3 separate regions of the Homo sapiens genome follow, and regions 1 and 2 are each linked to region 3. The links are chromatin loops, found by intact Hi-C in ENCODE. Cell type or tissue: MCF 10A. All regions are shown on one strand.

Region 1 (8,000 bases), 280 kb after region 3:
CGGGCAAAGTTTTCCCCAAGTTTCTAACTATCCAAATGAAGCCAAGTAGATTTCAAAAACCACTGTAGAGAGCCCTACTTGGGGGTTAGAGTTAAATATAGAATTCATAATTCATCCAATAAATTAAACTGAGCACCTATTGTGTAACAGGCTCTGTGCTGGAAATTAGGTATACATTATAGTATTAGTTCCTACTGCTGCTATAATAAATTACCACAAATTTAGTAATTCAAAGCAACACAGTTTATTATCCTACAGTTCTAGAGGTCAGAAGTCCAAAATGGGTCTTGGAGGGCTAAAATCAAGGTGTCAGCAGGGCTTACTTCCTTCTGGAAGCCCTAGGGCAGAAGCCATTTCCTTGCCTTTTCCAGCTCTCGGAGACCACCGGCATTTCCTGACCTCTGCTTCTGATGTCACATCTCTTCCTCTGTCTCTCCTGCCTCCCTCTGCCACCTATAAAGACCTCTGTGATTACAATGGCTATACCCAGATAATTCAGGATAATCTCCCCATCTCGAGACCCTTGACTTAATCACCTTATATGGCAGAAGGGACTTTCCAGATGTAACAGTCTCAGGTTCCAAGGATTAGGACATGAACATCTTTGGGGGTCCCTCAGTCTGCCCAGTGCAACTGGTGAGCCCCATAAATAAGGAAGGAGCCACCACTGATGGGCTGGCTGAAGAAGCCAGGGATTCAGAAAGGAAGAAATTCTGGGAACAAAGGGTGGTAGATTCTTCACAACTCAGGATAAATCATACCTTCTGGGTCTTCCATTTCCCTCTCTGCTAAGGGGGATTTTGTAGTGGTAGTTGGAGCTCATGCTTGTAGCAGGGCTGAGAACCTCCTTTTGCTCTTGTCCTACCAGGAAGGAATAGTTACTAATCTGACTGCAGACTAGATCTTGCTTACTGATGGGCAGGGTCACTGTGCACCAAGATATTCATAAGGCCTTACAGGTTGTTCCTTATGTCTACACCATCTTCAGAAACATCATGGGGGGAAGTAATTGGGCCAAGGCAAAATCGGTATTCCAATATCCTTCTCTAACCTCGCCTCAATATGCAAACTCCCCAAGCCCAAACAGTGTGCTTTGCTCCTAAATGACTCTGAAGAATGAAGAATGCCTATTACAGTACCTGGCACGAAACAGACATTTAATGTATGAGTAAATGAGCAGAAAATATTCTCCCTTTGTGCTCTTTTCTTTGGTAAACTCATCCCTTCCCACAGGTCTCATTACCATTTTCTTTTCTTTTTTTTTTTTTTTTCCTGAGACAGAGTCTGGCTCTGTCACCCAGGCTGGAGTGCAGTGGCATGACCTCAGCTCACTGCAACCTCTGCCTCCTGGGTTTGAGCGATTCTCCTGCCTCAGCGTCCCTAGTAGCTGGGATTACAGGTACCCGCCACCACACCCAGCTAATTTTTGTATTTTAATAGAGACAGGGTTTCACCATGTTGGCCAGGCTGGTCTCAAACTCCTGACCTCAGGTGATCCACCCGCCTCGGGGTCTTGGTAAGAATCCCAAAGTGTTGGGATTACAGGCGTGAGCCACTGCGCCCAGCCGCCCACTACCATTTCTAGCCTGCTTCACTCCCTCCTGGACATGGCTGGTTCTTCACTCTCTCCCCAGCTCCAGATCCAGTTTCCATCCCAGGTTCCTCCAGAACCTCAACATGCCCGAAACAGAATTCATCAGTATATGTCTCCAAAAATTCCTGCCCGTTCCCGTAACCAGTACCCTAAGATAGAACAGTTCCAAAGCCTGGCTGAGTTTTAACTCTGTTCTTACCGACCTGCCACTATCTGTCCAGCCACCTGGCCCACTCAGCCCCTGTGCCTGCAGGCTCCTTACACCAGGGCCCCTGTGCCTGCAGGTTCCTTATGCTGATCTGGGAACCACAGCTGCTGTCCTTCCCTTCCCTCTGCCCTGCTGGCTCCCAGCCCACCTTCTCTTCCCCCTGTGCCACCCAGCCACACATCCTTGGCTCTGTCCCAGCCTCTGTCCTCTCTAGAAGTGGGGTTAACACACATTCTCCCAAGTTTCCAGGCTTCACTTTCTCCACAGGGCCCTAACCCAGTTCACTGCTTTGGTTCTCATCATGAACATCTGGTCTCAGGTAATAATTTCCCGCCACAGCCTTGGCCACACAGAACCCAGTCCCTGGCAGTGAGTGATGTCCCAGCTTCTGCCCATCCCCAGTCTCCACCCCGACACCCAGGCCCAGGCAGGGGGGTGGTCAGACACTCCTGTTCCACCTCCATGGACAAGCAAGCCAGACTACTTCAGGGTTTTCCACAAGACACCCTCACTATTTGGTCTGAAGAATAAACTTTTTATCGGAGGAATTCAAGCCCCCTTTAATTATCAAGCCCAGAGAGGCACTGAAATGTGACTGTAGGACGGGCACAGTGCCTCACGCCTATAATTACGGCACTTTGGGATGCCGAAGCAAGCGGATCACTTGAGGCCAGGAGTTCAAGACCAGCCTGGCCAACATGGTAAAACCCTGTCTCTACTAAAAATACAGACGTGAGCTGGGTGTGGCGGCGGGTGCCTGTAACCCCACTCAGGAGGCTGAAGCAGGAGAATCGCTTGGACCCAGGAGGTGGAGGTTGCAGCGAGCCGAGACTGCACCACTGCGCCCTGGCTTGCATGACAGAGCAAGACTCTGTCTCAAAAAAATAAAAATAAAAAAGTGACGGGGCCATGTGTGTGACAGCAGTCATGTCTCATTCCTCTCTTGAGCTAAATCATTTCCTCTTGAGGCCACATGCTATATGGGCTCTAGGCTAACTGACACCAGATTGTCATAAAATGTCACACACTGGACACCAGCACTCATACTCTATAGTTCACCAGTGTAGGGCCAATCACTAACAAATATTATTTCTGTCAACCGGTGAGAACTCCTGTCAAACAACTTTGTATTGGCTCAGCCTTGTCCCCTTTTGCCTTTAAAAACCTGCTTGTAATAGACTGGACATGGTGGCTCATGCCTGTAATCCCAGTAATTTAGGATGCCGAAGCAGGAGGGTTGCTTGAGTCCAGGAATTGGAGACCAGCTTGGGTAACAGAGCAAGACCCTGTCTCTACAAAAAATACAAAAATTAGCTGGGCGTGGAGGCACACCTCTGTAGTCCCAGCTACTCGGGAGGTTAAGGTAGGAGGATTGCTAAAGCCCAGGAGGTCAAGGCTGCAGTGAGCCACGACTGTGCCACTGCACTCCAGCCTGGAAGACAGAGTGAGACACCGTCTCAAAACAAAAACAAAAACAAACAAACAACATGCTTGTAACAAAGGCCAAAGGGAGCACTCCCCAAGGCAACTTGGAATTGTGTCCCGGGCAGCTGTCCTCAACCTTGGCTCAGATAAACTGTCTGTATTAACGTTGCCTCAGTTCTTTCTTTAGGTTGGCAGAACTAATCCCTCTGTCTTTCTCTTCATCTGTCAAAATGCTGTTAGGCCCATATAAGTGCCACCTCTCTGTGATGTCTCCAATCAAACGTGACCTTGAATTGAACCTCCACTGAAAACCTCTGCTGTCTTACGTTAGAGTTACTATCTTAGACCGTGAGATCGAGGACTGGGCCTTTATCTAACTCTTTATAACACATATAATTATGTGCTTGCTGTGACTGATCAATGGGTGCTCAATAAATATGAATATAATTAAATACAACTGGATTCCCTAAAGGGCTACCCAGCACAATGCCCAAAATAGCCTGCATACTGCCAAGGGGAAGAGATGATCTGATCTATAAATTAAACATGGGCCATGCTTCTCCACTGCATCTCCCCACTGCTTCCTGCCCTTTGGCCATTTGGTCCTTATTAATTCCCTTGGAGCGAGATGGCCAGAGAAAGAAAATGTACTGCAACATAAATTCCTCCATGTTATGGGGTGGGGAATGGCAGTAGGGAGTGGTGGAAATGACTGGAGCTTGGATGTGCTTTTCTTTAGGTTTCTAGGCTCCAACAGATGTGAATATCCGCTGGCCACAATGAGTGCTGCACCTGCTGCCATAGCACAGCCTTCCGGGCTGAGCCTGCTCCACATGTTACCCTGAATTGGAACAGGGCCTAAACCTCACCACCCACCATATTTTGGAAATAAGCACATCAGGAGCACAGAGGGAGTGTCACCACGTGATGGGGAGCTGCGTGGCCCTGCCTTCAGAGGGCTGGAAACGCTCGGCACCGCTGGCTCAGCATCTTCCACAGCACGCTCTGTAACACGCGTGCAATCCAGTACAACGCTGAACAGAGGCGCAGGAGAAAGGAGGCCAAGCCAGGTCTCTCTCGCGCTTCTCTGGGGATTGCCCTTCAAGAGGTGAGTGTACCGCCTCTTGGGGGCTGAGTCTCCTCTGCAGCACCAAGTAATGGCCAGACACCAAACAGGGCAAGACCCAAGAAAGTAACATAGGAGAGAGGGGGCAGAGCAGGGCAGTGGGGAGGTGGTGGGAGGAGAGAGAGAGAACTGATCAAACACGGTAGGGAGAGGCATAAGGTAAGCATACAGTTTTTCCTTGGTAGAGACCTGACTCCCTCTTGTGTATTTCTGCATCTGTAAAACTGAAATAAAAGATGCCCAGCACTCAAAGAGAAGGCCAGCAGAGATTCACACTGTTCGCCACTCCCAGTGGTGAGGCAGCCTCTATTGCCTTCCATAACCATCCTCACCCAGGGTGTGAAATGCTTCCACAGTCCTTAGTTGGCCACACAGAGATCTCAGCCACTACCTGCATGGGGTCTGTTAGCAGTACAGAAGCCACTGTCCTTCTCCAGTGCCCCCAGCTCAGTGGAGGTGCATGCACTTGGCTGCTTACGCTTAAGCAAGTTTCCAGCACTGGCATTTGCCTGAGCCTCTCTGGGTATCTCAGAAGACCTTTGAACTTGGAGGCGTCTTCAGCACCACCAGTGTGCAAAACCTCAGCCCTCTAGTGGCAACGGTTGAGCATTACAGCTTGGTGGAAGAAAAAAATTGTTTGGCATACAGCAGTCAGGTATCTGTGGGATAAAGGACAGTCATCTGCTTGCGGCAGCCAGGAGAAATTTAAGAATGGATGAAAACAAAGCTAAAGGTATAAGGGTCATAGGGATGCTTTTTTGCTCCCTTGATTTGTAGAATTTGTTTAATTCAACAAATACATCCTGCTGCATGCCAGGCATAATATTAGAGCCAGACATCGCCTCAGACATCACCTGGTCCAACCCCACACTCCCCGATATCCTGTAGTCTAGCTCCATAGCTGCCACCTTGGATGGGGAATCATCCACTAGAGATCTACAAAAAATACAAAAATTAGCTGGGCGTGGAGGCACACCCCTGTAGTCCCAGCTACTCGGAAGGTTAAGGTAGGAGGATTGCTAAAGCCCAGGAGGTCAAGGCTGCAGTGAGCCATGACTGTGCCACTGCACTCCAGCCTGGAAGACAGAGTGAGACACTGTCTCAAAACAAAAACAAAAACAAACAACATGCTTGTAACAAAGGCCGAAGGGAGCACTCCCCAAGGCATTCAACACATTCAGTCACCAAGCATGCGTTGAATGTGCAGGCCCTGCTGAGGTGCTGGAGCAAGGGCTATGGACAAGCCCCACTCGGTCCCTGACTTCATGAAGCTTTCAGTCTAAGAGGTCCCCAAGGTCACTTGGCCTCTACTACAATTCTAATACCCCACTAGATCCACCAGGGTTGCTGCCAACCCCCAACTTCCAGTCTCAGAAACGCCAGGATGGCCTCAACTGGTCTGAGCCACAGCAGTGAGACAGCCAGGTAGGAAGGGGTCCCCAGAGAAACTCCAGCCAACCTGCGAACTGGGAGGAATGCACCATGGGGTGGAGCCTCAGAAGTTCCTGTCATTTGCAGCAGGAAGGAGTCCGGCCCCTCCTCTTCCTGGGTAGAACCTGGGATTTCATCCATGAGGCGGGAAGCCTATACTAGAAGGACTCTCGTTCTGCTGAGTCCCTGTTCCCCACTTTTTTTCCTTTTTGCCCAATAAATCCCATTATTCTCACCCTTCAAACTGTCTCTGAGTGTAATTTTCTGTGGCTGTGTGACGAGGATCCCATCTTTAGCTGAACTAAGGAAAAGTCCCACAACAGAAGGGAGGCTGCCCGGCCTCCATGAAGGCAGGCTCTCTCCTCACACACCAGACCCACCACGTCAGGCCTTGCCTTCATGACCCACTCACTGTCCCACCAGGGTCTCTCCAGACAAGCCGACTGGGCTGCGGGGCCAAAGCAGGCCAGTGTGGTTACACTAACACCTCGCTGCATTTTCCCTAGTTTCCTTAAATCTAGATGAGCCTCATGTAGATGTGACTGGAACCGATGTCCAAAAGATGCTGCAAATAAAATGCACTGTAGACACAGAAACCACCGTACTGGAGTGTAATTTCTCATTCTACATTTGTTTTCTCTAGTCGACTACCACCTCCTTCAGAGCAGGCCTCGTTTTATTTCTCCCCCTATTCCCAGGGCCCAGGATCCTCGGCAGGTATTTGATAGTTGTGAAATAAGCAGGTGCATTTGAGGACAGGAATACAAAGTGAATACCAAAGTGCATACACTCCAAACACACGCCTCGACCATCAACAAGGCCACAGAAGGGCCGCAGATGTGTCCACACTGCCAGATCTTAGCTGGTTGACACAGGCAGAAATGGAGGACCCTTTAGGAATCTCGGAGGAGAACCACACCTTGGCCTGCATGTTCAGATACAATGCACTCTCCTTTAGAGCTCTCTCCGGAGAGTTTACAGCTCAGAGCACCAACAGTTCACAGTGTCCCAACTGTTCCCCCTGCCTAGCTCTCTCGCATCTTACTTCATAAGACCATGCTTTCGATGCAGAGATGCAAGACCCAGATATGTGTGGGTTTTCTTTCATAACAGCCTCTCTGATATATGTGCAGTTCTAAGACAATGAGAAATCAGAAACGCAAAGCATTCTCTTAAATAAAATAAAATAAAATCTCTACCTACAGAGCACAGAGAGCTTGAGTCACCCAGAATATACAGCAGAAAGGTAGAGGAGCACAGTGGTAAGGAGCCATGCTCTGGGGTGAGACTGCCTGGAATCAGTCCGGGCTCAGCCATTTACTCCCTGTGCCTCCGCTTCCTAATCTGAAAAACAGACACCATCATAGCTACAGCCAGGTACAGCGGCTCACACCGACAATCCCAGCACTTTGAGAGGCCAAGGCAGGTGGATTGTTAGAGGCCAGGAGTTCGAGAACAGCCTGGGTAACATAGGGAGATTCCTGTCTTTACGAAAAATAAAAAATTAGCTAGATATGGTGGCATATGCCTGTAGTCCCAGCTTTCAGGAGGCTGAGGCAGAAGAATCACTTGAGCCCAGGGCTTTGAGGCTGCAGTGAGCCATAATCGCACCACTGTACTCCAGCCTGGGAGACAGAGCAAGACCCTACCCTCAAGGAAAAAAAACAGTATCTGCATAATAGAACACTGGGAAAATTAAATGAGTTGTTACAGTAAGAACAGTGCCTGATACAGCAAATATTCAATCAATATCAGCTGTTACTATGGTGGTACCCATCCTTCACATCCTTGAACAAAATAGCAAATAAGTAAAATACCATGTAACAAATCTTGTTATGTCCAAACGGAGCATAACCAGCCCTCCCAAACCAGAATCCTAAGGGCAGGAATTACAGTCTGAATTTTGGAGATGTTTTCTGGTGATTCACATGCACATGCTGAAGTGTGCAAACTTCTGTTCAAGGAATACCCTGAATGCATGAGGAACAAACCAATGGTTTTCACTAGTTTTACAAATACAACTTGAGTTTCCAAGGTGGGGGCCTGGGAGCACCAGGAAAATTTTTGACATGGTTGCAAGCCATTATCCCGATCCTAGATCCTATGACACAGATGCTAAGGAATCAGAACATGACAAAGAAAAAAGGAAGTGTGTTGTGGGTAGAGGCCGCATCCTCTGAGAGTTGGCCGATCTTCCTTTGAGAAGTGCACCAGTG
Region 2 (8,000 bases), 230 kb after region 3:
ATTTGTCTATCTAAATGCAAGTGGAGATACAGCATGACGGGAGGATACAAACCCAGCTTTTATGTCAGAGAGTTAGGAAGGACAAGGGTGGGGCAGCTTATTAATATTTTCTTCATATCAACTTTGCATCATTTTACTAGTGAAAATATGAACATATTATTTTTATAACTGAAACAATTAATAACGAAAAATGAAATAGCATGCTCCAAGGAAAGACTGCCTGGATTTAAACCCCAGCTTTGCATGTACTAGCTTATGTTACTTAACTTCTCTGTCCCTCAATTTCCTCCTCAGTGTAAAGGGGACCATAACGATGTCTACATCCCAGGGCTGTCGCGAGTGAGATCATCCAACCAAGCACTTTGTACAACGTCTGGCATATTATACCACATATAATACCTTAATAAATGTTGTTATAGAAAAAAACACTTAAGCCTCTGTTGCGAGCTGAATGTTCATCTCCCCATAAAATTCACATGTTGAAACGCTACCCCCTAATGTGATGGTGTTAGGAAGTGGGGTCTCTGGGAGTTGATTAGGATTAGATGACAACATGAGGGTGGAGCCCTCGTGAATGGGATTAGTGTCCTGATAAAGGGTGCAGAGAGAGCTTGCCCCTCCACCATGTAAGGCTGCAGCAAGAAGACAGCTGTCTATGAACCAGGAAGTGGCCCTCTACAGATGCTGAATTGTCTGGCACCTTAATCTTGGACTTCCCAGCCTCCAGAGCTGTGAGAGATACATTTGTGTTGTTAAGCCACTGAGTCTAGGGTATTTTGTTATAGCAGCACAAAGATAGCCACTGAGAACCAATCTTCCATGTCTAGCTAACCTCGCCTCCTCCAGCAAAAAAAAAAAAAAAGAACCCGAGCCCCCCTTCCACTCTCTGCATAGCAGTGTGACACCCCCTAGTGGCCTCTCCAGAAGCTTATGCATGCCATGGCTTCCGGGCAGCCAGCATAGCACCATGGGTGGTCAGGGCCCTTCATCACTTCCTTCAGCCCCAGCATGGGTCAATGCTGTCCTGCTCTCAAGTGACAACTTCTGGGCAGTGAAGTGCCTGGGATCTCCTGGGAAGGGACATCCCATAAACAAAAATAATTACAATAATTACATGACTTTGGCCCTACTCAGCAAGTGGCACCTCTGCAGAAGTTCACATGGCAGATGTGGATTTTGTCCTGACTCTGTGCCTGCTGGGGAAACAGGCACTGGAGCTAATTAGAATGACGAATGACCCATGCCCTGTCCAACATGTGTTGAGCCAACCATCTAGGTCCAGGGGACAGGCTCTGCACTCTGCTCCCTGCAAGAGGTGTGGTAGCATGGAGAGGCAGGACCCAGTCCCTTCTGTTTGGGCCCTTTCTCCAGGAGAATGATGGGAGAAAGTATTCACAGACTTTACTGAGGATAACTTTGCTTTTGATCTTGATAAACACAATAAAACCCAATGAAAGAGGATCCAAGTCTTGCCCTTTCTTTCTCTAAAGCACATCTGGGATAATGAGAAAGTGCTAGGAAAATTAAAACCCAGAAACTCACTATTCACTCTATTTGCCATTCACCAAAGAACAGAATTCAAGGGCAGGTAAATCATTTCTCCTAGCCAATGGGATGTTGTTTCCATGAAAACTCTTCTCTAGTGCAGAGATCCTGTTGCAGACTGAAACATGTCCTCCCAAATTTTATACGTGGAAGCCCTAACTCCCAGTACCTCAGAATGGGACAGTAAGTATTTGGAGACAGAGTCTTCAAAGAAGCAATTAGGTTAAATGTGGTCATTAGGGTGGGCCCTATTATTGCCAAGACCCTATTAACCTCACTAGGGAGGGTACCAGATTCAAGAGTCTGAAGAAGAGACCCAGAGCTAGCAAACAAGACGTGGGGTTTTATTAGTGGCCTCCATACAGGGGAGAGAGTCCAGTGGTGGCAAGCTGGACAGGAGAACTACCTTATATACAGAAATGGTCCAGCGGTGATGGGCTGGACAAAATATCCGCCTTCCTACAGTGCAGTGGCAGTGGGCTGGACAACACATCCACCTTCCTACAGTCCAGTAGGCGGTGGGCCAGACAAGATAACCGCAGGGCCCAGTGGAAGCAGGGCAGGCAAGAAAACCACAACCTCCTGCAAACATCATGCAGCTTATAAGACATTTTCATTTAACACTCTCCCCTAATGACCCCCACATGGCAACCTTCATTCAACCCAAAGCTCAGGGCCTCAATCCCCTGTGCAGTGCATGTCCCTGACAAGTGGGACAGGTAGGGGGTGAGGGGCTCAGATTTTTATCATAGATAAGGTATGAATCTCTGGGTTGGCCACACACAGGTTCCCCAGCTTGGAACACACATTCAGATGCATCTGCCATATAGGGCCATTCTAAAGGTATGCTTAAATTATTGCTGTCAGATGGATTTACCCTATAGACCCTAACCTGGTATGACTAGTGTCCTTAAAGAAGAGGAAATTAGGACACGGACACACAGAGGAATGATCACGTGGAGACAGTGAGAAGGTGGCCATACACAAGCCAAGCAGAGAACCCTCAGAAGGAACCAACCCTGCCGACACGTTGATCTAGTACTTCTAGCCTCCAGACCTGTGAGAAGAAGAATGCCTGTGGCTAAAGCCACCCAGCTGCTGTGTTATGGCACCCCTGGCTGACATTCAGCTGCCGAAGGGCCAGGAGAAGGGGGTACAGTGTCCTCTGAAGGTTCTTTCTCTCAAGACATCAGTTTCAACAGTCTCTTGAGGTTGAAACAATGCCTTTGGTCAAAACTTCTTAGCCCATTTTTGACTTGGAGGGTGAGAATCAGTGGAGAAGAGATGGTAGTCAGACTAGAGAAGAGAACAGGGCCCATCCGCATGAGGCTAATGGTGGATCCTGGGAATGGTTATGCCCGGGAATGTCCAGGGATGGTGCCAAGCTTGCTCTGAAAAACTCAAAGATGTGGAAGTATTCTGGGAAAAGTAGGGAAACGTGTCTTCAATCCCTAGAGCATGGAACATAAGGACTATCAGAAAGGGCAGGGATTTGGGTGTGAATCCAGACCCTGCACTTACTAAGTGACCTCTCAGCTCCCCATCTCCACATCACAGCAGTGTGGTAAGAACAAGTGAAACACTTGTAAAGCATGTAGCACATGTAAAGCATGTAGCAGTCACCATGGAGTTTGTTCCACTCATTCATTCATTCATTCATTCCATCAGCAAAGCATTACTGGCTATGTGCTGCGCTGGCTGCAGGCAGAGTTCCGCAAGTGAACCAGATTCACAATTAGTGCCCTTACTCATCTTCTAGTCTGCTAAGGAAAGCACGCTTTTTACAAATTATTATACCTTCTGAATTCCACCTATACCTACCTTCCTTTTAAAGCCCAGAATATGTGTGCTTGAAATACATTATCAATAACTCAGAATGACCCAGCATTGGCAATTGGTATCACCACTGTCAAAAAATGTGAAGTACCCAATGGCATGTATTAAAGTCTAGCTCATGCAGAGACTTCTACAGTTTCTCTCAGAAGACATATAGTTTGTCATTTATCAGTACACCCTGCCTAAGTGGTTCCTTTATTTGGTTCCCACCAGGACACCAGTGGCACTGGTGCTACCTTATGCTGGTGCGCTGAGTGGTAACAGCAGTGATGTCACCACTAAAAGGCCACAATAGCAGAGCTGTTCTTGCTGCGTGTTCCCCGCCTACCTCCTTGTGCTATAATCGGTGATCATTGTCCTCCAGAATCTCATCATTGCTTTGACCATTTGGCTGATACAGAAAGGAAACAGGATGGCTTTTCTGTCCCTTTATAATAATGGCACTTTGCATTTGTATAGCACATTTAACTTATTCAGTGCATTTTCTTGTCTACTGCTGGGTCTTATCCTAATGAAACAAAACTCCATGAGTTGTGTAATTGTCTGTGCCACACAGACAGCTCAGAAATCAGAGCCAGTGAAACTCAGTTCTGGAGGAGGACCAATGCCCCAAATTGCTTAAGGAATAACAAGTCCCATAGAAGTTACAAATGGAGCCAGCATGATAACTCGGCAATGCAGCTTTTCCGTGGGGAGAAGATATGTCTGGAGCATGCGAATTAATTCAGCACAAGCTGGGAGCTCAGAGGAATTCTCTCTTATTGTCCCCACCTAGGTACAGGCTGGCATGGTTTTACCTTTAGAGAGGGGCAGTAGGAGTTGGAAAGAGTGAGAGGCAGAGACTGGATAATGCAACCAAGAATAAGAGGTTATTAGGATTTGTAAGATTGGCCCATTTTGTGGCCCAGAAACAGGACCCAGAAATGTTTCTTGCTTCTTCAGCAATTTGGAAAAGGGCAAGAATGAGTGCCTGGAAGGGTGAGCATTCTGGGGGTTGAAAAACAGAATCTTTACTTCTCATCACATTCTGGAAAATGAAGCATCTGGAAGCAGAGTTCCCACCATGAAAAGCACGTGGCTCGTGGATGACTTGCAATGAGTCATCCCACTGGGCTGACCATCTCCCTGGAATTTAGGAAGTAACTCCTTCAGTCCACTTGGGCACCTGTTGGCAAATTATTGCTTTTACTCTGCTACCATTTTGAAAATTACGGCTCTCTAAATCATACCCTGGAGAACGGAGAGAGTGAAAATGCCTCCCCACCTGCACTATTCTCCCACTCAGTGATCCTCAGCTTGGCTACACATTAGAATCATCTGGAGAGCTGTTAAAAAAACAAGTGCCAAGCTGCACTTCAGAAATTCCGGGGGGCGGGACAAAGGCAGCAGGATTTTTTAACCTCCGCAAGCAATTTCGGCGTACAGCCAAGGTTGCAAACTAGCGCTCTAACTAGGTCCACTACAATGCTCCCCCACTGGGCACTGAGGGTGCTCTGATGTGACAAGCACGTCACACCTGTCATGGCCTTTCTCTGGTCTTCTCCACATGCCTTTATCCCATGCTCAGCAGTGGGAATTCCTGCTCACGCATTATGAAAATCATAGCCCATGGTATTTGTGGTTGCCAGTCTCGTGTTGACTAAACTTTGCAGCTAGCTAACATGCATCTGACACCATGCTAAGCAATGTAGCAGTTGCAGAAACCAGAAGGACGGTATCCTTGTCTTCAAGAATACAACTGTGTAAAATACATGTCCAGGCAACTATCATATAAGGTGCTAGGTGATCAGCGCTTTGAGGGACTCTCAGGCAGGAATGCAGAGAAAAAGCAAGATTTCTTTTAGCTGTACTGAGCATGTCTTCACAACTGACACACCACATACACACACACACACACACACACACAAATTTATCCCCTTCAGCACATAACAACCAACTATGTACATGGTAGGTGCTAAATGAATTCCAGTTGAAAGAATGAATAAATTCAGATTGGTACCTATTGGGCTGTTCCATCAAAGCCAACAGCCAGCACTTCCCAGCTCCCCACAACCCATACAATGCCCAGCCTCCTCCAGGTCCCACTTAATATCATTCAACCTGTGACACCTCGTCTTGCTCCTCTCCCACCTCACATTCCTGCCCTTAGTTTTCCAGAGTGCACATCAGTGGCTGTGTGCCCTGCACAGGCTGCGCTGCTGACCGACTTCCTCCATGAGACAGAGATCTGCAGCCGTCCTCCTAAGTCCTCACTCCCATTTCTCTGGAATAAAGTCCCTGATGTTGAGCTGAGCACACAGCCCCACAGAATCAAGACTAGATTCTGCCATTTGCCTAAGATCTGGCCAAACAGTTAAAGAGAAGTGGTGTGTGTGACTTCTGGGTCACTTCCTTCAAAGAAATGGCCCTTTTCCTCTTGCCTCCTCCATCCTGCTACTTGAAAGGAGGTCATGATGTGATGTCCTCATGGTCCACATGGACAAGGAAATTCCCTGAAAATGACAGAGCTCCAAAGATGGGAGGAGCCTGGGTCTCTAGACAGCTTTGTGAGGCCGAGTCCCACCCACCCCATTCCAGCCTGGACAGGCCTCCCAAGGCAGAGTGAGCCCCATCATGTTTCAGTCACGGTTATAGTGGGTCTCTGTTACTCACAGACCCAAACCCATATCCCAATACGCTTTCCTGCCTCTCACACATCCTACGATCCCAGAGTTCCTTGTTACATTAATGAGAGGAGAAGGATATTATGAAAACCCAAATTGTTTCTGTCAGAACAATCAATGATTTGGTGACTTCTCATAGCAAAACTCCCAAGAGTCCCTAAATCTTTATTGCTGAGAAGGTCAGGCTGTGACAATCTGCTCTGCCTCTGCCGATGAATGCAGTAAGGGGACCAGCCTAGTTTCATCTGGTCCAGACTACAGGGGAGCCTGAGCGATCATCATTCTTTTCACAGGCCCTGCAGAGATTGGCCCCTAGGGCAGTGGTAAGAAGCTCTGTAAAGTTATGGAAAATAACGGACTCCTATGAATGTGAGGAATTAGAAGCAGCAAGGGTTGAGGACTGTGAACATGGACTCTGGGACCAGACCTATGAGCTGGGTGACCTTGAACAAGGTACTGACCATCTGGTGAGCAGATAATTTCACCCAACTCACAGGGTTGCTGTGAAGGTTCGGTTCACAGCAGTTCCAGGCCTCTCTGTAAACCTGCTGAACCTGAACTTACCAGAATTGAGGGGACTGCATTAGTTAGGGCTCTCCAGTAAAACAGAACCAACAGGGGTGTGTGTGTGTGTGTGTGTGTGTGTGTGTGTGTGTGTTTAGAAAGAGAGAGATTTTAAGGAACAGGCTCATGCAACTGTAGAGATTTGGTAAGTTCAAAATCTGCAGAGTGGGCTGGCAGGCCAGAGACCCACGGAAGAGTCAAGTTGTGGTTGAAGTCTGAAAGCCGACTGCTGGCCAAATCCACTCTTGCTCAGGAGAGCTCAGTCTTTCTGCTCCAGTAAGGCCTTCAACTGATTGAGTGAGGCCCACCCACAGAAGAAAAGATAATGTGCTTTACTCAAAGTCCAATTTATTTTTTAAATTTTATTTCAATAGTTTTTGGGGAGCAGGTGGTGTTTGGTTACATGGATAAGTTCTTTAGTGGTGATTTCTGAGATTTTGGTGCACCCATCACCTGAGCAGTGTACACTGTACCCAACGTGTAGTCTTTTATCCCTCACCCCCTCCCACCTTTCCCCCAAAATCCCCAAAGCCCGTTATATCATTTTTATGCCTTTGCATTCTCATAGCTTAGCTCCCACTTATAAGTGAGAATATATGATATTTGGATTTCCATTCCTGAGTTTCTTCACTTAGAATAATGGCCTCCAGTTCCATCCAAGTTGCCGCAAAGGCCTTTATTTCATTATTTCATTCCATTTCATGGCTAAGTAGTATTCCATGGTGTATACATGCCACATTTTCTTTCCACTCGTTGGCTGATGGGCATTTAGGTTGGTTCCATAATTTTGCAATTACAAATTATACTACTATAAACATGTGTGTGCATGTGTCTTTTTCATATAATGAAAGTCTGATTTAAATGTTAACCTCATCCAAAAAATACACCCTCACAGAAACAACCAGAACAATGTTTGATCACATATCTAGGCACCGTGACCTAGCCAAGGTGACAGATAAAATTAACTATCCTGGGTGGATAGGAATCTACCTTGCGGAGTCGTATGTTTAATCATCAATCCAGATTCAACGTGAGGAACAGCCAGGTTTAGGGACCCTCTCAATGACACAACCTAAAGTCCCTGACAGTTTTAGGGTTTCTTCTCCTGCTGCCATGAGGGCTGCTGGACTTCTTTACTTTTTGAAACTGGTTGTGACGGCCCCACATTCATCTCAAAACCAACTTTCTGTTGTGTCTCAGGTGAGGAAGGTGTTCTCTCCACACACAGCCAGGACATAGCAACTTGTGGAAATGCTCCCAAGTCCAGGGCTCAGCTCATCCTGGGCTGTCTGCAAAGGAGCTGGCAGCTGGCAACATCTGTCTGCTGTCAACTTCTCTGGGTGGAAGCTCTTGTCCCTCTCCTCTCCTCCTCCACAGATCCAGTTCTCCAGA
Region 3 (8,000 bases):
ACTGGTGTGAGATGGTATCTCATTGTGGTTTGGCTAACTGGGGACAGTGTTGCAGTGAAGACTGGAATTGTTGAACCTCTCAAACACTCATCTTCATTATACTCAGGAGATTAGTTTATTTTCTACCCAATGCTTCAGTGTTAATGGGGCTTTTTCCTTTCTTTCTTTCTTTTTTTTTTTTTTTTTTTTGAGATGGAGTCGTGCTCTGTCACCCAGGCTGGAGTGCAGTGGCGCGATCTCAGCTCACTGCAAGCTCCACCTCCCGGGTTCAAGCTATTCTCCTGCCTCAGCCTCCCGAGTAGCTGGGACTACAGGCGCCCGCCACCACGCCCGGCTAATTTTTGTATTTTTAACAGAGACAGGGTTTCACCGTGTTAGCCAGGACGGTCTCAATCTGCTGACCTTGTGATCCGCCTGCCTCGGCCTCCCAAAGTGCTGGGATTACAGGCATGAGCCACCACACCCGGCAATGGGGCTTTTTTCTATGAACCTTTGTGTAGCTCTTTTATAGTCATAAATATCACTGAAAAATATTACTCTTTTTTCTACTTCAAGAAAACTACCAGATATTTTAATTCTATAATACAAAGTGAACTTCTGAGAATTTGTTCATGCATTTTCTTTTTTTTGACAAGCTTATTAGGCCACTGGATTCCTTGAATAAGTATAAAGGGACTTAAATTTTATAAAGCAATTTGATATATGAGCAAATTCAAATAGCACTTTCAAGTATGAACTGCATAAATGGATAAAGAGTATAACATTGATATGGTATTATTTGGATTTTTAGCAAGACATTTGGTAAAGATTCTCATGATATCCTTATGGATAAAAAAGTGATATTGTGCTTAGGAATTTTTTAATTCATGGTAAAAGGTTTCTAATGCTATATTGCTAGGCTCTCCTTGGCCTAATTCCTTTCAAAGTTTTTATTAAAGAGTTCGATATTGACATCATGGCATGCTGGTTTAGGTGCATACAATATGAAACTGGGATGGGTAAATAAATGAGCCAGGATCAAAGAGAATCTTTATAAACTGAAACAATGCACCAAGTCTAACATGGTCCAGTTTCATAGGGGTATGTGTAGAATATAGTTGGGTCCAAAAAACTAACTTTGCAAAAACATATGGGGGTAGATGTGGTTTAACAATAGTAATCATGAACAAAATCTTAAGGGTTTTAGTTGATTGTGAATTTCTTGAGTTCACAGTATGATTTGGCTGGAGGTAAAGTTCATCAATTATCCTGAGGAAGTGGGAATAGACATATTCTTTGATGCTCCAGGGTATACAACCAGAGCCCATGCATGAAAACTATAAGAGGGCAGATTGACATTAAATATCAGGGAAAAAATGTCTGATTAGTCAAGCTGTCTAAGTATGGATCCCACACCTTGAAAAGTAGCGAAACCTCTGCCAGTGGGAGGACTTGTTTGAAGCAGAATCGGGGGACTTGTCTAAGTTGTGTAAGCAGAGGCCTGACAATCATTTGAAGAGAATGTTGAAGGGGAAGTTGATACATTGGATGAGATACATTCAATGAGTTATAAGATCCCTTCTGACAAGTATTAATAGATGGAATACTGTGGAGCTAATGAACCACGCCCACAGCAGATACTCCACCACCTCCTCTACCACTGAGCTAGTGTGTATACTTTGGAAACCACCAACAGTTTGGAGTTGACACTCTAGAAACCAGTTAGCATTCTCTGTGGCTATTGTAATACATTTGTTCTTTTTTTTTTTTTTTTTTTTGAGATGGAGTTTCACTCTTGTCACCTGGGCTGGAATGCAATGGCGTGATCTCAGCTCACTGCAACCTCCGCCTCTGAGGTTCAAGCAATTCTCCTGCCTCACCCTCTCGAGTAGCTGGGATTACAGGTGCCCGCCACCACGCCCAGCTGATTTTTGTATTTTTAGTAGAGACGGAGTTACTGGTTTCGAATTTCTGACTTCAGGTGATCCGCCTGCCTCGGCCTCCCAAAGTGCTGGGATTATAGGCGTGAGCCATGGCGCCTGGCCACAAATTTGTTCTTAAAACAAGAAAATGTTATGCTCGCAGTTCTGTAAACCAGAAGTCTAAAACTAGTTCCACTAAGCTGAAATCAGACACCTGCAGGGCTGCACTGCCTGCAGAGGCTCCAAGGGAGAATCTATTCCTTGCCTCATCCTGCTTTTGGTGGCTGCTGGCATTCTTTGGCTTGTGGCTGTTTCACTCCAGTCCCTGCATCTGTGGTCACATTACCTTATCCTCCCCTATATGCCAGATCTCTTCCGCTTCTCTCTTATAAGGAAGTGTGATTACGTTTAGGGCTTACCCAGATAATCCAGGATAATCCCCTAATTCAAGAGCCTTAACTCAATCACACCTACAAAGCTCCCACCCACCCCCCCCACCTTATTTATTTATTTATTTTTTGTCATGTAACGTAACAGTCACAGGTTTCAGGGATTATGTATATCTTCTGGGGTGCTGATTATTCTGTCTATCACAAAGCCCATACGCTTTTCCTAGGAAAAAATAAAGTAAAAAATATATGGAATGAAAATGTAAAATAGAGGTTGGGTCTGTAGTAGATTATAGGTGGTGGTTCACGCCTATGTAATGCCAGCACTTTGGGAGGCTGAGGTGGGTGGATAGCTTGAGGCCAGGAGTTTGAGGCCAGCTTGGCCAACATGGTGAAACCCAGTCTCTACTAAAAATACAAAAATTATCTGAGAGTGGTGGTGGGCGCCTGTAATCCCAGCTATGCAGGAGGCTGAGGCAGGAGAATCCTTTGCACCTGGGAGGTGGAGGTTGCAGTAAGCCAGGATGGTGCGGCTGCACTCCAGCCTGGGTGACTGAGCGAGACTCTGTCTCCAAAAAAAAAGAAAAGAAAATGTAAAATAGTATAGCTGTACAGTATAACATAGAACATGGACTTTGTAGTTATGGTAACCTGAATTTGAATTCCAGCATGGTATCACGTTAAAGGTAAATGAGAAAAGGTGGCAGCTGCTACATGGCAAGCACTTATTAAATGGTAGCTATTATTATTATTTATACTTTGAAAAATTCATGATTTAACAGAAGTTGTTATCGGAAAGGGGTCCCGATCCAGACTCCAAGAGAGGGTTCTTGGGTTTCGTGCAAGAAAGAATTCAGGGCGAGTTCACAGTGCAAAGCAAAAGCAAGTTTATTAAGAAAATAAGGGAATGAAAGAATAGCTACTCCATAGACAGAGCAGCCCCAAAGGCTGCTGGTTGCCCATTTTTATGGTTGTTTATTGATTATATGCTAAACAAAGGATGGATTATTCAAACCTCCCCTTTTTTTAGACCATACAGAGTAACTTCCTGACATTTCCATGACATTTGTAAACAGTCATGGAGCTGGTGGGAGTGTAGCAGGGAGGACGACCAGAGGTCACGCTTGTCGCCATCTTGTTTTTGATGGGTTTTGGCTGGCTTCTTTACTGCAAGCTGTTTTGTCAGCAAGGTCTTTGTGACCTGTATCTTGTGCTGACCTCCTGTCTCATTCTGTGACCTAGAATGCCTAACCGTCTGGGAATGCAGCCCAGTAAGTCTTAGCCTTATTTTACCCAACCCCTATTTAAGTTGGAGTTGCTCTGGTTAAAACTCCTCTGACAAAATGGCATGGGAGGCTGAGGCAGGAGGATCACTTGAGCCCAGGAGTTCAAGGCCAGCCTGAGCAACATAGTGAGTGAGACTTCATCTCTAAAAGAAAAGAAAAAAAGGCATGCTAATGTTCTCTAATATCCTTTTTCTCACCTTCTCAAAAAAATCTTTGAAATGATACATAAAATGGCAAACAGTGGCTGCAACTCTGGAAACCAGAGTCTATTGGGATAGTCTATTAATAGTGGAATGTATGGCAGTTGGCTGAGATATATGTTCCTGAACTCTGCTACCCATCTTCTAAAACAGAAGAGCAAATATAATGCTGCAAAGAAGGTAGGTAAAAGTTTGGTCTTTAGAATGGCCTGACTAGAAAATTGTACAGTTATGTCTTCACTGCACCAGAATAATTTAATGCTTCAGGCAGACTGATGACCTCTTTCCCTGTCCCCACATACCCAGTCAGAGACTGCAACTCCTGTGATGCCACAGAACCAACAGCATCCAGCAGAGGAAAGGGTGCATTACATCTTATGAGGCATTCTATCTTGGAAGCACTGTGGGCAGGGCCAAAAAACAGGCCCTGGGAGCTGGGCATGTGAAGGAGTTGTATCTTTGACTTACATTTGTACAAAGAAAAACTGCAAACTACATGAGCCTCTGATAATCAGGAAAATCAGCTAGAAGGGTAGGGTATAGGCTCATCAGATCAGTGCCTATAAGGGTGACTAAGGATTGTTTACATCAACCTTAAGGCTCATTCTAGATATGAGAGAGAGAATCTACTAGCTCTCAAATTAGTACCGAGAAGAACTAAAGGCACTCAGTATACCTGGCCTCTTGGCCCACACCAAGCTGGATAGATGTCTCTATATTCAAAGATTATTAAGCAAAGAAAAGAATGCAATAATAATAGCAAAATGTTATCTCTAGCAATGTGATATTTACCATGTGCCAGGCACAATTTTAAGTTCTGTGTCAGTTATCAATATAGGATTGCTCAGCTTTGAATACACATTTCAGTTTATAGCTCTGTGATAATGAAATTCCCGAGCTATTTAAAGTGAATGCAGTGTTATGTTTTTTCCAGTAGATGGTAGTAGAGGAACATTGTCAAAGGAAGAGGAGCTCCTGCCCTTTCCAGCATAACCTGGAGTTAGCAGTATAGGTGTGAGGCCATTTTGGCAGAGCCTGCTCCAGGTACAGACCTCGAACTGGTCTCTCTGTGACCTTGAAGACTTGGCCTGGCAATAGCCTTTCTGCAGCCCTCGGGACACAGACACCACAGACCCACACAGCCCATGTACTCTGAAGGGCTCCTATCCCTGAAGATGACCCGACTCTCACTGCAGACCCACACCCCTGGCTGCTGGGTGCAAGCCTGCAGTCCAGAGGGTGGCCTGTTGCTTGCCCAGCAGTCCCAGGTCAGCTCCAGGCTGGCCAAGCCAACAAAATTCTCTGCTATCCAGTGGGCTGAATCACATCTTCTCCAACAAGGTCTGAGCCCCTTCCAAGTTTGTTTTTTCCTGCCACCCTCAACCGTAGGGTACCATGTAGTTTCCTTATATTCTATAGTTACCCTTTTGTTGATACATTTATACATCAACCTTTCCCAGTTTAGCCTACTCTCTGGTTTCTGTATCCTGACTGGACCCAGACTACTGCAAATACTTCACATGTATTAATTCATTTACTTACCATACCAATTGTATGAGGTGAGTACCATTACTGACATCATTTTTCTAATGAAGAGGTTGTGTGCGGTTAGGTAACTCATACAACCTTGTCTTTGTTTCGAAAATTTTTTAATCTAAAGACTCAGAAGAAAAACACCCTCTAAACAAATATTTTTTGTAAGATATAGAAGAAAATTTTAGAAAACATCTGTTTGGTTTTCCCAAGGAACCAAGAAAATACAGCCTTCCTATAGGAACAGAGACATAAGAAGAGAATAGACTTGGATGCAGGCAGAATTTTAAAAAGAAGCTAGCAAAATAAAATTTAAGAGAAACCAAAAATGTTGTGGAAGAATTTGAATCGTACTAAAGGCAGTACAGAGGAAAATTATTACTGCAGGAAAGCGAATAAGTGATGTGGCAGTTTAACCCCAACAGTTCTCCCAGAATACAGAGGAAAAAGAGGTGAAAAGAATGAGAGACCATAAGAGAGAAGCAGGTCAAAGAAGTGAAGGCATACCTACCAAAGTTATCTCTTCTTAGAGAAATAACTAGAATAATGGGGTCAAAAGTCCTCAGGCGGGAGGCTATTAAGAGGAAAGTAAAGCCCACATGGGGAAATTATTATCACTTATGGGGAAATTTTTAGAAGTTTCTGTGTGACCTCCCGCAAACTCCCATGGCATTTTCTTTGCACTGTGTCACTCACCCTGTTCTGCCTTGAATTTTGCTGAAAGTGTAAGACTAGCACTGAAAAGAACATATTTCAGATCCCAGTCTTTTCACTTACTGTGTGACATTAACAAGTCAACTGCTAGGCCTTGGTTTTCTATCTACCTTATAATATCTACCTAAAGTAGTTTATCTATCTTGAAAGGTTGTCTGGTGACACAAATGAAGATATATGGAAATCTCTAGACAATAGTTTCTGAACCTGAATCTTTATGTCTCTATGTGAGTCTCAATATTTAAGGACAAAAAAGCAGATGTATTTCCTTTGTGTCCCCTGCAGTACCTAGCAACTGTAGGCACTGTATAAATATTTATCAAGCATGTTTAATTTAAGATAAAAGTTAGCAAAGTAGTCTAAACCTATCCCACTATCACAAAAGGAACAATGGGTTTCATAAAGACCAGAAAAATATAGATCAATAGAATTAATTGTGTTTGTAAACAGATATAAATTCATTTATTATTGCTATTTGTTTTGGGGTTTTTTTGTTTTTGTTTTTGTTTTTTTGAGATGCTGTCTCGCTCTGTTACCCAGGCTGGAGTGTAGTGGCACGATCTCAGCTCACTGAAACCTCTGCCTCCCGGGTTCAAGCAGTTCTCCTGCCTCAGCCTCCCAAGTAGCTGGGATTACAGGCATGCGCCAACACACCTGGCTAATTTTGTATTTTTAGTAGAGGCAGGGTTTCTCTGTGTTGGTCAGGCTGGTCTTAAACGCCCGACTTCAGGTGATCCGCCCACTTCGGCCTCCCAAAGTGCAGGGGATTACGGGTGTGAACCACCACGCCCAGCTATTTGTTTTAATTTCAGTGTTTACAAAAGGCAATGAGCATTGAGCTATTTTAGTATAGATGTAAATTTTGATAATTTTCTCCATCCTTTGTTACAACTGAAACATTTTAGTTCAATACACTGTAATTTACAGCTAAATAGTACAAAATGGTGATTTGTAACATTTTGTTTTCACAAAGAAAAAATGATTTAAAATGACAGAAGAAAATTATAGCAATTAACATAGCCATCCAAAGGAATATTTTCTAAGCATATAAGATGACTACTATCATCAATAGAACTACGCAATAACTTGGATTCACAAATATGTCAACCTTCATTAAGAACCTTAAATTCCTAAATGTAAATCAAGTTACAAAAATCATTATCCATCTGGAGAGAAACCTAATGATTTCCCTATGCCAGCTGTGGAAATAACAGGTTTGAGCCATGTTAAAAATCAATGTTACCCAAATAAAGAGTTTTCTCAGATTCCTCTCTGGTAACATGCTGTTAATGTTGGTAACAGAGGCCACTGTCAGAGCATTTGCCCAAGTCCAGAATACTTCCCAAAGATAGTAGGATATAGGATATCTCTACACAGGTAGGGGCTAATTCAAGCCACTATGCAGAGATAGCCTCTATCCTACTATCCTTGAGAATTGAAAGAGAGAATACCTGTGTGGAGGTATCCTATTATCTGGTGAATTTGAGGCAGGAGAATAGGGTGTGGAGGCAAGGAACCTAAGGCCAGTTCATGCTGACTTCCTAGAACTAAATCAAAAGGAAAACCCCAATTTTCCACACCTAAGTAACAAAAGGACCAGAGGCTACTCCCTTTGCAACACTTTCTACATGGCAGATGGAAAATTGAAAGTACCTCTGATTGGTTGCAGAAAGCAACCAAGCAGATGTTTGCATAGGAGTGTAACTTTGTAACTTCACTTTGGCCTCTGATTGTGGGCCACTGCTTCATTTGCACCGGGTGTACATCAAGTGGCCAATGGTGGATTTGGACCCCAGAAGACTGTGTAACCAGGGCCTTTGAGCCACTGCTCGGGCCACTCCCACCCTGTGAAATGTACTTTCATTTTCAATAAATCTCTGCTTTCGTTGCTTCATTCTTTCCTTGCTTTATTGTGCGTTTTGTCCAATTCTTTGTTCGAAATGCCAAGAACCTGGATAACTTGCGGTCAAGACCCTT

What was found. A loop is a pair of places that touch in the nucleus more often than their neighbours do. Peaks named below come from ENCODE experiments on the same cell type or tissue, not always from the same donor. Only the 100,000 strongest peaks of a DNase experiment are listed, where the experiment ranks them.
Region 1: it touches region 3 in a loop (11-fold over the local background); 39 of 110 quality-filtered maps call a loop at or near these places.
Region 2: it touches region 3 in a loop (2.6-fold over the local background); 4 of 110 quality-filtered maps call a loop at or near these places.

What each region holds. Positions count from the first base shown.
Region 1 is chr1:224,641,685-224,649,684 of GRCh38, reverse strand. All of the region lies in intron 1 of CNIH3 (cornichon family AMPA receptor auxiliary protein 3), which reads right to left. Among named protein-coding and RNA genes, the nearest start is that of CNIH3, 29 kb to the right of the region's middle. In MCF 10A, CTCF peaks have their summits at 4,941 (motif pointing left) and 7,218; a DNase peak (open chromatin) is centred at 4,924.
Region 2 is chr1:224,694,060-224,702,059 of GRCh38, reverse strand. All of the region lies in intron 3 of CNIH3 (cornichon family AMPA receptor auxiliary protein 3), which reads right to left. Among named protein-coding and RNA genes, the nearest start is that of CNIH3-AS1, 33 kb to the left of the region's middle. RefSeq lists an enhancer at 3,424-3,925. In MCF 10A, CTCF peaks have their summits at 705 and 910 (motif pointing left); DNase peaks (open chromatin) are centred at 919 and 4,479.
Region 3 is chr1:224,919,454-224,927,453 of GRCh38, reverse strand. The region is part of intron 1 of LOC105373109 (a long non-coding RNA gene); the gene reads left to right. LOC124904524 (a long non-coding RNA gene) reads left to right here and starts at 3,218. Exons shown (of 2, transcript XR_007066899.1): 1 at 3,218-3,956; 2 at 4,711-7,917. In MCF 10A, a CTCF peak has its summit at 4,720 (motif pointing right); a DNase peak (open chromatin) is centred at 4,743.